2 separate regions of the Homo sapiens genome follow, and region 2 is linked to region 1. Evidence: chromatin loops called from intact Hi-C (ENCODE). Cell type or tissue: gastrocnemius medialis. All regions are shown on one strand. Region 1 overlaps PDLIM5 (PDZ and LIM domain 5). Region 2 overlaps HPGDS (hematopoietic prostaglandin D synthase).

Region 1 (5,000 bases):
AGGAGCCATACGACATGACTAACTCTTACTGGGTTTATTTTCTTTTAAAATTCCCACTTCTCCTTTGATATTTAGGTTTGCCAACCTTATTGGTTATTGAACATGTATGCTATATCTCCCTGCTTCATGGTACTCACAAATATGGGCAGCAAGTTGTGGATCTCCTCATCCAAGTCACTAATTAATCCTTTAAACAATATTCTTTGGTTAAACTACTTCAACCTTTTATGCATTTAAAAACATACTTATCAACCTCATTTCATTATTAAATTCAAAGGAATTTTAAGGGTCTTTCTTTGATCAATTGTTAAAATTAACATCTCTCCCAATCTATCCAAAATGTGTTAAGTTGGATGTGATGTGTTTCTTGAGAACTTATTCTGGGTCTTGGCAATTCTGCCCTCCTCTTCTCAGTGCTCACTAGCCATGCTTTTCAGAATGCCTGCTTGACTTTTTTCCAGATGATCTCAAGTTCAAATTAGTTTATGGTTAGAAGTTAACTTTTTTTTCCTTTTTTGAAAATCAGTACTATATTTTCCTTTTACCACTCTTCTATTTTCTTTCCCATCCAGGATTTGAAACAAACGCAGATAGTACTCAGTGAATCTCATCTGTAAGTCCTCTACATACCCTGAGCGGTAAGTCATTAAGAAAAAGAGTCTAGTGAGAACCATTTAGAATCACTTTCTGTATGGGGGGCTTCAAATCCCTCCAGGATATAAATAAACCTCTGGGTTTTGGTTATTTTTATTTGCTGTCTTTCAACACAGAGCATTTATTAGTTTCACCATCACCCTTGACGACATCACTTCTGTTTTTTACTTATCCCTTGAATAGATGTTATCTGATTGTTTTACCTTTCATATATAAAGGATTTTTGGTTTTACTGTTGGTGGGTGTACTTTTTGTAAACATACCTGTGATGCTGCTCCAACATCCCTGCTAAGAGCTTTGCTGATTTTAACAAGTATGTGATTCCACTGCTGTAAGCCAAGGGTAAACTTGATTCCACCAAATTTGCTTAAGTGTTACTTCTCTGTATTAAAGCTTCAAGTTCACTCACTGTCTAACCAATGATACACAGCTACCTGAAGACATTAAAATCTTTCAGAAATTTATTCTCAATTTTTTTCTTCTTATAAATTACTAGCATATCAGGATAAAGAATAAAGTGTGTGAAGAGGCAAAATAAGTGTGTACCACTAACTTGAAAATTCCGCAACAGGTGTCACCTTAGTTTTAACACATTCTTCTGTTCAAAGATATAAATTCAGAATCTTTGGGAGTAGTTAATTAGGTGCATCTGTGAGATGAACACCTATTACAGAGTTGGACACAGGAGTAGCATTCAAACAATACCCTTTAATAGATACAAAAATAGAAAAACACAAAAGAGAATACATGGACACATGAGACTAATTTTTAGATAAAAGCAATTTGTAGATAGTTCTTTAATTTGACTAAAAGGAAAGTGAAGATGTCTAAATATCCATACCTGTCATATGCTTTATACTATATAATATAATATATTGGTTCAATTTTCTTTTATAAAATCATATCATTCTAATAAACAAACCTTCACATAATATAAAAGTAGGAAAACTTGGACTTCTGAAACCTGCAATGTGTCTGAAATACATAAACTAGAATAGCAGCAAAAGATAGAAATTAAGCCTTCCATGATTTTGAAGTCTGCCTATCATCAATGCTCTTAATTAACTTTTGAAGTTGTGATTTCTTTTGAAGAAAAAAAAAAACTAAAGTGCAGGAGTCTTCTTCAATACTGAGTTTTAGTAAACATAAGTTTCTTTAATTATCTGGTTTAATTCAATAAAATAATTTTATTGTGTAATTTACTTCTCTAAAGGTGAAATGGAAAACAACTTATCCAAACAGCATTATAAGAGAAGGACTACCGGTCTGACAAAATTCTGCCTCTAAGGAACGTGGTGAATATTCTGGGATTATGAAAGCCAACTTGGCATATTACGAACACTGACTTTTATAAATAACAGATCTTTATAAGTGCTAATAGTACACGTTTAATTTGGTAAACAACAACAACAACAGGCATTTCCAGCATTAAACAGAATTAAACAATTTGGATGTGAAAATACATAGGAACTATGTTTCTTGGCTCAATAATTTTTAAGTACTAGTCTCACAAGGAACTGAAGTGTAGTAATTACTTATGTTCAACAGATGGCGACCTTTACATTGTAGTCAGCAAAACAGTATTTGCATAAAACAGTATACTCAACCAGCAGAAAATCAAAGATCAATTACAAATATTCCATATTTTGCAAGAGACAAAAATTACTTGATCATATACACCATTTTTTGACAGGTGGTTTTTTTACAGGTTGGCAAACATATTTTGTGGGAATGTATCTTGCTGTTCTATTTTTTGGGGCAAGTCCAATTGCTAATTCTTATCTCATGAAAATATGTGCAAATATCAGGCTAGGGAATAATTCCTGCTTTCTTTGCATAGCTTATTAAGAATAGCAGCTTTAGGTAATATACTCAACTAACGTGTCTTAATAAGGATATGTCACAAGACACCAGTATGTTTGTGAAACACAGCAATAATGAAGACATGGGATGGGTCAGCAAACTATTTCTTCATTAATCTATTTTGTGTGGGTCAATGAATATCAACAAAGTTTTAAAAAAACTTACAAAACAGTATGTTCAGAAATATGTAATTTATGCTTCCTAAATTTTCAATGAATGTACAAAGGTAATAGGTTTCTCCTTAAGAAGTAACATTAACTCTATTCTTCCAGTGCTAAAATTCCATTCTGATGGCCTTCAGCCAGAAATCATGTGGGCATTATTTGGTGCTAGAAGATAGCCTACAAGAAGACGGTTTCCCGGCTCAACATAACTGTTTTAGTTTGTGTATTGTAATTGGTAACCTGAGTTTGAATTGTTTTTCTACTAAAGGGAGAAGCAGTCACTCCTCTCCTAATGAGCATTTTAATTCTTTGACAATTGGGAAGCCATATCATACCTTATAATTCTTAACCATTGATATGGTTTGGCTCTGTGTCCCCACCCAAACCACATGTCAAATTGTAATCCCCACGTGTTGAGGGAGGGACCTGGCAGGAGGTACCTGGATCATTGGGGTGGTTTTCCCATGCTGTTCTTGTGACAGTGAGATTGTTCTCATGAGATCTGGTTGTTTAAAAGTGTGTGGCACCTCCCCCTTCTCTCTCTCTCCTGCTCCACCATTGTGAAGATGTACCAGCTTCCCCTTCACCTTCCACCATGATTGTAAGTTTCCTGAGGACTCCCACCCATGATTCCTGTTAAGCCTGTGGAACTATGAGTCAATCAAACCGCTTCCTCATAAATTACTGTCTCAGGTAGTTCTTTTTAGCAGTATGAGAACAGACTAATACAACCATAATAAATATGTGAAAAATCAGAACCCATCATTCTTTAAGCAAGGGAGATAAAGAAAAGACTGATAAAAATGTTTTGATCATTATTTTAGATATCCTTTTGCTAAACTAAAATACCACTTTATACTTATATATAGCATTAAAAATTTGAAACTACAAAGATTGATATTATTATAATATAGTAGAAAATTGAGAACATGGTGAGATCAAGAAAAACATTTTTTAACTTAAATATACTTTGACAATATGATTTTTTGGCATAAATGTGTGTGTGTGTGTGCATGTATAACATAATTATCTCTAAATAAAATTTTCTATGGTCTCCCATAATTCTCTATTCTGGTAGGCCATATATTATTAATAACTTTCTATTATTAATAGTTACTGATAAGATGGCTGTTGCCTCTTTTAAATCAATGTTGTAGATTAGATTCTTATATTTAAACATTTCCTTATTAATGATAAAATTTTCTCTATTAGTATTTCTGTTCAGAGCACTAACTAAGCATCTCATATACCTATTTCTAAAATTGTTATTCTCTCCTCATGGGAATCACCATGCTCTTCATGTTGAAACACACCAAAAACACAAAGGAAGACATTAAAAAACAAATGTTCATTTAATGAAAAAAAGTCTTTCACTAATTAACAAACAGAAAATATCAAGAAAAAAGTGTCAACTTTTGGCAATTAGATTACTCCAACAAAGTACAATTCCCCTTTCAAGTGACTTAGGTATGGTTTCACTTTACTTTCAATATAGGTATTAATGTTTTGATATTTTAATGTCTTGATATTTATATCGAACTTATATTCCATTAGAGATAGTGTGTGCCACGCTGTAAACAACTTCCCTAAAATTAGAGAATTGGAAAAATATGCAATTATATATAATTAGTAACTTTTAGTACCAAACATGGTGGGGCATACTAAAATTCTCACATTCAAAGAACTTTTACTGTAGTTGAGAAAAGAGAATATGGAGACAGATACCTGTCATCCAAAGGTAAAAAGGAAGCACCAAAAGAGAGGTGACAACAATGCTTCCAATTGGGTCCAAGTCAATGATTCTACTTAAGAATAATTTTTTCTTAAATGACAATCTGTCAAAATGAGGATTAGTATACAAAGACAGTTAGTGTATGTTATGGACCGAACTGTATCCCTCCATTATTCATATGTTGAAGCCCTAACCCACAATGTGACTATTTGGAGATAGGTCCTTTAAAGAGGTAATTAAGGTTAAATGAAGTCATAAGGGTGGGACCCTGACCCAATAGAACTGATGTCCTCATGAGAAGAAGAGACCCCAGAGCTTTCATGAGAAGAACAGACCCCAGAGCTTTCACTCTTTCTCTGTGCCCCCACAGAGAAAAAGCCATGTGAGGAGACACAGTGAGACAGTGGCCATACACAACCGTTAGGAAAGGCCTCAACAGACACCAACTCTGCTGGCACCTTGACCTAGAACTTACAGTCTCCAGAACTATGAGATAATAAGTTTCTACTGTCCCACCTAACCAGTCTGTGTATCTTGTGGCAGCCTAAACTGACTGAAAACAGTATATTTCTAACTGAAGAAACAGT
Region 2 (5,000 bases), 290 kb after region 1:
TGTGCTTCTAAATTTATAAAAATTCTTAGGCTGTTTTCCGCTAAGAATGGGGAAGGGACAGCTGTCTAGTAATGTAAAATGAAGAACATCCCATGCTAAAACCGCTTAATAGTTTTCCACCAATCCTCATTTTATCCCCTCCCAAACCTCCTTAACCCCAGTTCTAGACATATCCGGTCATTTCCTGAGCCATTTAAGGATTTTGTGTTGTTGATAGGATTGGTTCTTGGCTTTCCCTTCACAGGTGCCATTCACCCATCTGCTTACTAGCTTCAAATTTTGTTTGCTCTTATCTCCTCTCTTTCCACTTCCTTGTGGGTTCTATCTTTTTAAAAATATTCATTACTGTGGTTTAGAGATGAATGCAAAATGATATATATTTGTCAAATTATTCATCTTTATGCAGAATTCTAAATAGACGTCTTTATTACAGCTTCTAGTGGTTTCCTTTAGGACGCTCATCACAGTCTCTATTTTAAAGAGACTGGCAGGTGGTGTGTGATTACTTGTTTGTTGTTTGTCTCCTCAAGCTGGATGCATCGTGGGGTAGGAATCATGTCTGTATTATTCAACTGATCCCCCACCGCCATCACAGTGCCTTTTACATAGTAGGCATTACACACTTGTTGAATAAGTGATCAGAACCACACTCATCAAATGCACACCATGTGCCTGTGTTACTCTCAGCTCTATGTGTTATCTCAGTCAGCCCTCCTCCCACTTCAAGATAAGTGCTTTTTATTGTCATGCTCACTTTCCAGATGAAGACACTGAGAAACAGAAGTTACAGAGTTGCCCAAAGTCACACAACTGACAGAACTGTGAACTGAGCCCAGACAGCTGAATTTAGATCCCATAGCCTCATCACCTAGGTATACAATTGCTTAAATTAGTAACTAATTTAAGCATTCCTTTAGAATGAAACTGCTGTTATCCTCATCTTCCAAGTAAGAAAACAAGAGTTTCATGTAGTGTAAACAACTTACCCAAAATTGTTCAGCTAGAAGTGGTGCAGAAGGAATTCAAATCGTCACTGACTCAAACCCCAGGTTCTTAACCACTGGGTATAATACCACAGTGCAAGCAGCTGTTCAAAACAGCTGCGCATGAATATTTATGTACATGTTAAAGCTAAAGCCTATAGTCGAAAGCCACAGCACAAATAGCAGGCAGTCTTATCAATTTACTTAAGCACATATTTAAGCACATACTATCTACTTAGTATTTATTGTAAATACTATTTAATTAGCACCTTCTGATTTGAATAGAGATATCCGGACACAAAAGTATTTACATTGACTAACTCCATGATATAAATGTAAGGTGTGTAGGGTCTGCCCACACACACACGTATATATATAGGCCTAGCCAGGAAATAATGAAGCTCAGCTTTGATGATAGAAATACAACTTTTTGACATAAGTACATTTAGGCTCTGGAGTCAAACTGCCAGGTTGAATCCTGATTCCCTTCTTACTAGCTGTCACTTAACTCCCTATTTATAGTTCAAACTCTTTGTAAAGTGGGAATACAACAGGCTCTACTTTGAAGTATGTTGGCAGGATTAAATGTTAGCATATGTGCCTATGGCTAGGTAGGAAGTGTTAAATATTAACTATTATAATTAATAGTGTTATATACTTTGGTGTTAATTGTTTTTACTATTTGTCAGACATGGCATCTGTATTTTACATATCATTATAAATGTAGAAACAGATGCTCTCCAATTTAGAAGTGTCTAAAGATTTTTGTTCCATGTACCAAACACCCCCCTAATGTGCAGTCTATCAATTTATCAGTTTGCTCTTCTCTACTTTTCTATTTTCTACCTTTCTGTGGCTGAGGCTCCATAACAGAGACCACCTCCCAGAGGAAAATATTCTTCGAACATTTATGATAAGAGTAACACTCTACCTTTGTATTAGAATAACAACTCTCTTACATACCACCAATTCCAAAAAAACAATTTCAAAGGACACAGCAATCCAAGTTCATGATTAAATCATACAAAGGCAGAACACGTTGCAGAAACATTGCTGATAGCTATAGACTATCTAATTAACAAGCAGGACTTGGCTAATATATAATGAAAAATGCACTGTTCTGTATTTCATTTCTTAGACTGTTGGTAGTGGGCTACATTGCTGCCATCTTGTGGTCAGGTGAAAATTTCAAAGGCAGAATATTGATGCACTTAAGATGGATAGTGAATATATTCTTGTCATATACACCTTAAAAATCTACCAAATACACACAATTTTACAGTATTTATTACTAAAAATTCCATTTCCAATAAAAAAAGAATTAAAAGCAAAAGATGCCTTTGGATATTGGTCACCATGACAATCCTTGAACTCACCATTAGTGTTACTTTGGTTATTTAATGTATCTGTGTTTCCATTTCCTCATCTAAAGAACAGGATGGGGAAGAAGAATGAGAAGGCCTGAGGACATTCTGATGTCGTGGTTCCAACACAAAATAATTTTGGTAGTGCATATCTGAAAATGCTTTTGAGAAATATACGAACCTCTCTAAAAGTCATTTGTTAAACTTTCATAGCAACAAATTCTCAGGGTGAAAAAACCTCCTCTGAAAAGGGAGGCTAGAAATTTCTGAATCCATCAAGTAAAGGAGTGGCTATCTAGGATGGATCAGGAAATGTGTTTTTTAAAATATATCTGGAAAAAAAAAGAAGTGTAATCAAATCTTATCTTCTTTATGTTATTTTGGTTGATTGTACTTTAAAATGAAACTTAAATACTAATTACACTGTTTATTAATTTACATTTCATTAGACTGAAATAATTCACCAAACTTACAAAGACAATCTGGGCTCAAGGAGAAGTCAGTAGCACAGATATAAGAGTTTTATTTGACTCTGCATATACACAAACATTGGTGCACCTGAAGCTCTGGAAATGCACGTTAGAAGAACAGAATTTGCCAGGAGTGCACACAGGAGTTTTTGGAAAGTTGTCCAACAATCAAATTGGCCATTACTTTTCTGACTGATGCCAACTGAGGTGAGCAGATCTGTGGCAAGCACCACATGGTTATCGACTCACTGCCCTTCAATGGGATTACAAATTCTGTGTAAGCAGCAGAAAGACTCATAACTAATGTTTTCTTTAAAACTATGAACATACTGACCACAGAGCACTTTATAGAACAAGGGAAAGAACATAAAGTCAAAATAATGACAAGCTTTATAAGCTTCGGTTTTTAAATCTGGCAAACATATGTAAGTACATGTTGAGTATCCCTTATCTGAAATTCTTGGGACCAGAAGTATTTCAGAATTGGGGTTTTCTTCAGATTTTGGAATATTTGCATTATACTTACTGGTTGAGCATACCAAATCTCAAGAACCGATATCTGAGATGTTCCCCTGAGCATTTCCTTTGGGCATCATGCGCATGCTCAAAACGTCTTGGATTTTGGAGCATTTTGGATTTTTGGACTAGGGAGGCTCAACCTGTATGTAAGGATGCTTTTGCAAATTGTATTCTAAATATAAGGCATTATGTTGTGGTAGTATATACCATCTAGCTAAGTCATAATCATAACAGCAAGTAAATCAGCAAATTGGTACAGTATCCACTATCTGACTTATCTTAATAAAGGTTGGATTTCATTATAGATCATTTAGACATATTAATAAATGATATATACATTTTATATTTTTGAGTTTGGCTTCTATTTCATAACCAAGACTCAAACAGGCAGAATTCTTATATATAAACAAACATCTCTTATCAAGAAAGAGGCCTTGAGTAAATTATTTGGTCTTCAGAGCTTTAAGTAGAAAAATGATGACAATTAAAAAAATGGATGTTTTATATATATTTTCCTAAGGATGTTAATTTTTAAATAATATTTGTTTATATATCAAGAGGGGATAACTAGATGATGCATTTTGTAGATGATATTCAAGATGGACAAATCTGATAATGAGGCACAATGGTAGTCCAATGAGAAAATACATAAAGGCCCAAGATCATGATTCATTATAAACGCAATAGTGAAACGAAGAACTGCCAAACTAGAAGAGTCTAGCCTTACGAAATAAAATAAATTTCTTTACCTTCAGTTACATTATTTAGCTTTAAAAAAGCTAGGTTAAGAAAGAGGGAAATTTTAGGAATCTAAAAAGACAAGAGAATCATTTCACTTTAGTAAATTTAAGAAAAAATAAGATTTTGTGGGTAAAATATTTAGTCATTATACACAAAGAAACTAAGAACTGGTGACACAAAACTATTTTTTTAATCCATGAGCAATAAAGAGATGACTCACATCTATAGAGAATCAGACCTAAATCTCCATGTCATAAATTTGAATAAAAAATCTAGCTACTTCTCTTTCTTCTTGAATTCATGTGGGAGAATAAAGATGGAGAAATCTACTTCCTCCTCAGATCATGTTACTTTTCTTCTCATTATTCTTAAAGTGATATTTTCTCCTTCTCCTAGGAGCAGATGTTCAATGAGCTGCTCACGTATAATGCGCCTCATCTTATGCAAGACTTGGACACATATTTAGGGGGGAGAGAATGGCTTATTGGTAACTCTGTGAGTATGTTTTATATCTTAAAAAATTCAAGCAAATAAAAGGACAAACCAATAGAAGTATAAAAACTTACTGAAAAAAAGTTACCTATAGGGAGGGGATAGAATTTACAGCAAGAACAAAGGTTAAACTTCTTTAAATAAACCTTTTTAAAAAATAGATTTGACTTTGGAACCATATTTTATATAATTATATATTGGCAGCGAAAACTTAAAAAGCTATCCTAAAAATCAAAGCAAAGTAAATGAACCTAACTATGCAAAAGAGGTGCATAGAGAACACACAGAATACATATGTACTCTACTAGAGAAGAACTATTTCAAGAAGTATCATTTGTAAAACACACTAATCTGATTATACATCTAAGACAGATATCTCTTAGCTTAGAACAACAAAAAATCATATACTATTTTCAGTAATCATATTGTTG

What was found. Peaks named below come from ENCODE experiments on the same cell type or tissue, not always from the same donor. Only the 100,000 strongest peaks of a DNase experiment are listed, where the experiment ranks them.
Region 2: it touches region 1 in a loop (3-fold over the local background); 45 of 110 quality-filtered maps call a loop at or near these places.

Annotation. Positions count from the first base shown.
Region 1 is chr4:94,593,293-94,598,292 of GRCh38, reverse strand. All of the region lies in intron 7 of PDLIM5 (PDZ and LIM domain 5), which reads right to left. Among named protein-coding and RNA genes, the nearest start is that of PDLIM5, 140 kb to the right of the region's middle. In gastrocnemius medialis, a CTCF peak has its summit at 2,213; a DNase peak (open chromatin) is centred at 3,152; H3K27ac peaks cover 3,749 bases.
Region 2 is chr4:94,301,718-94,306,717 of GRCh38, reverse strand. It overlaps HPGDS (hematopoietic prostaglandin D synthase), which reads left to right. Exons shown (of 6, transcript NM_014485.3): 5 at 4,474-4,572. Among named protein-coding and RNA genes, the nearest start is that of HPGDS, 39 kb to the left of the region's middle. In gastrocnemius medialis, a CTCF peak has its summit at 2,149 (motif pointing left); no DNase peak of the experiment used is centred here.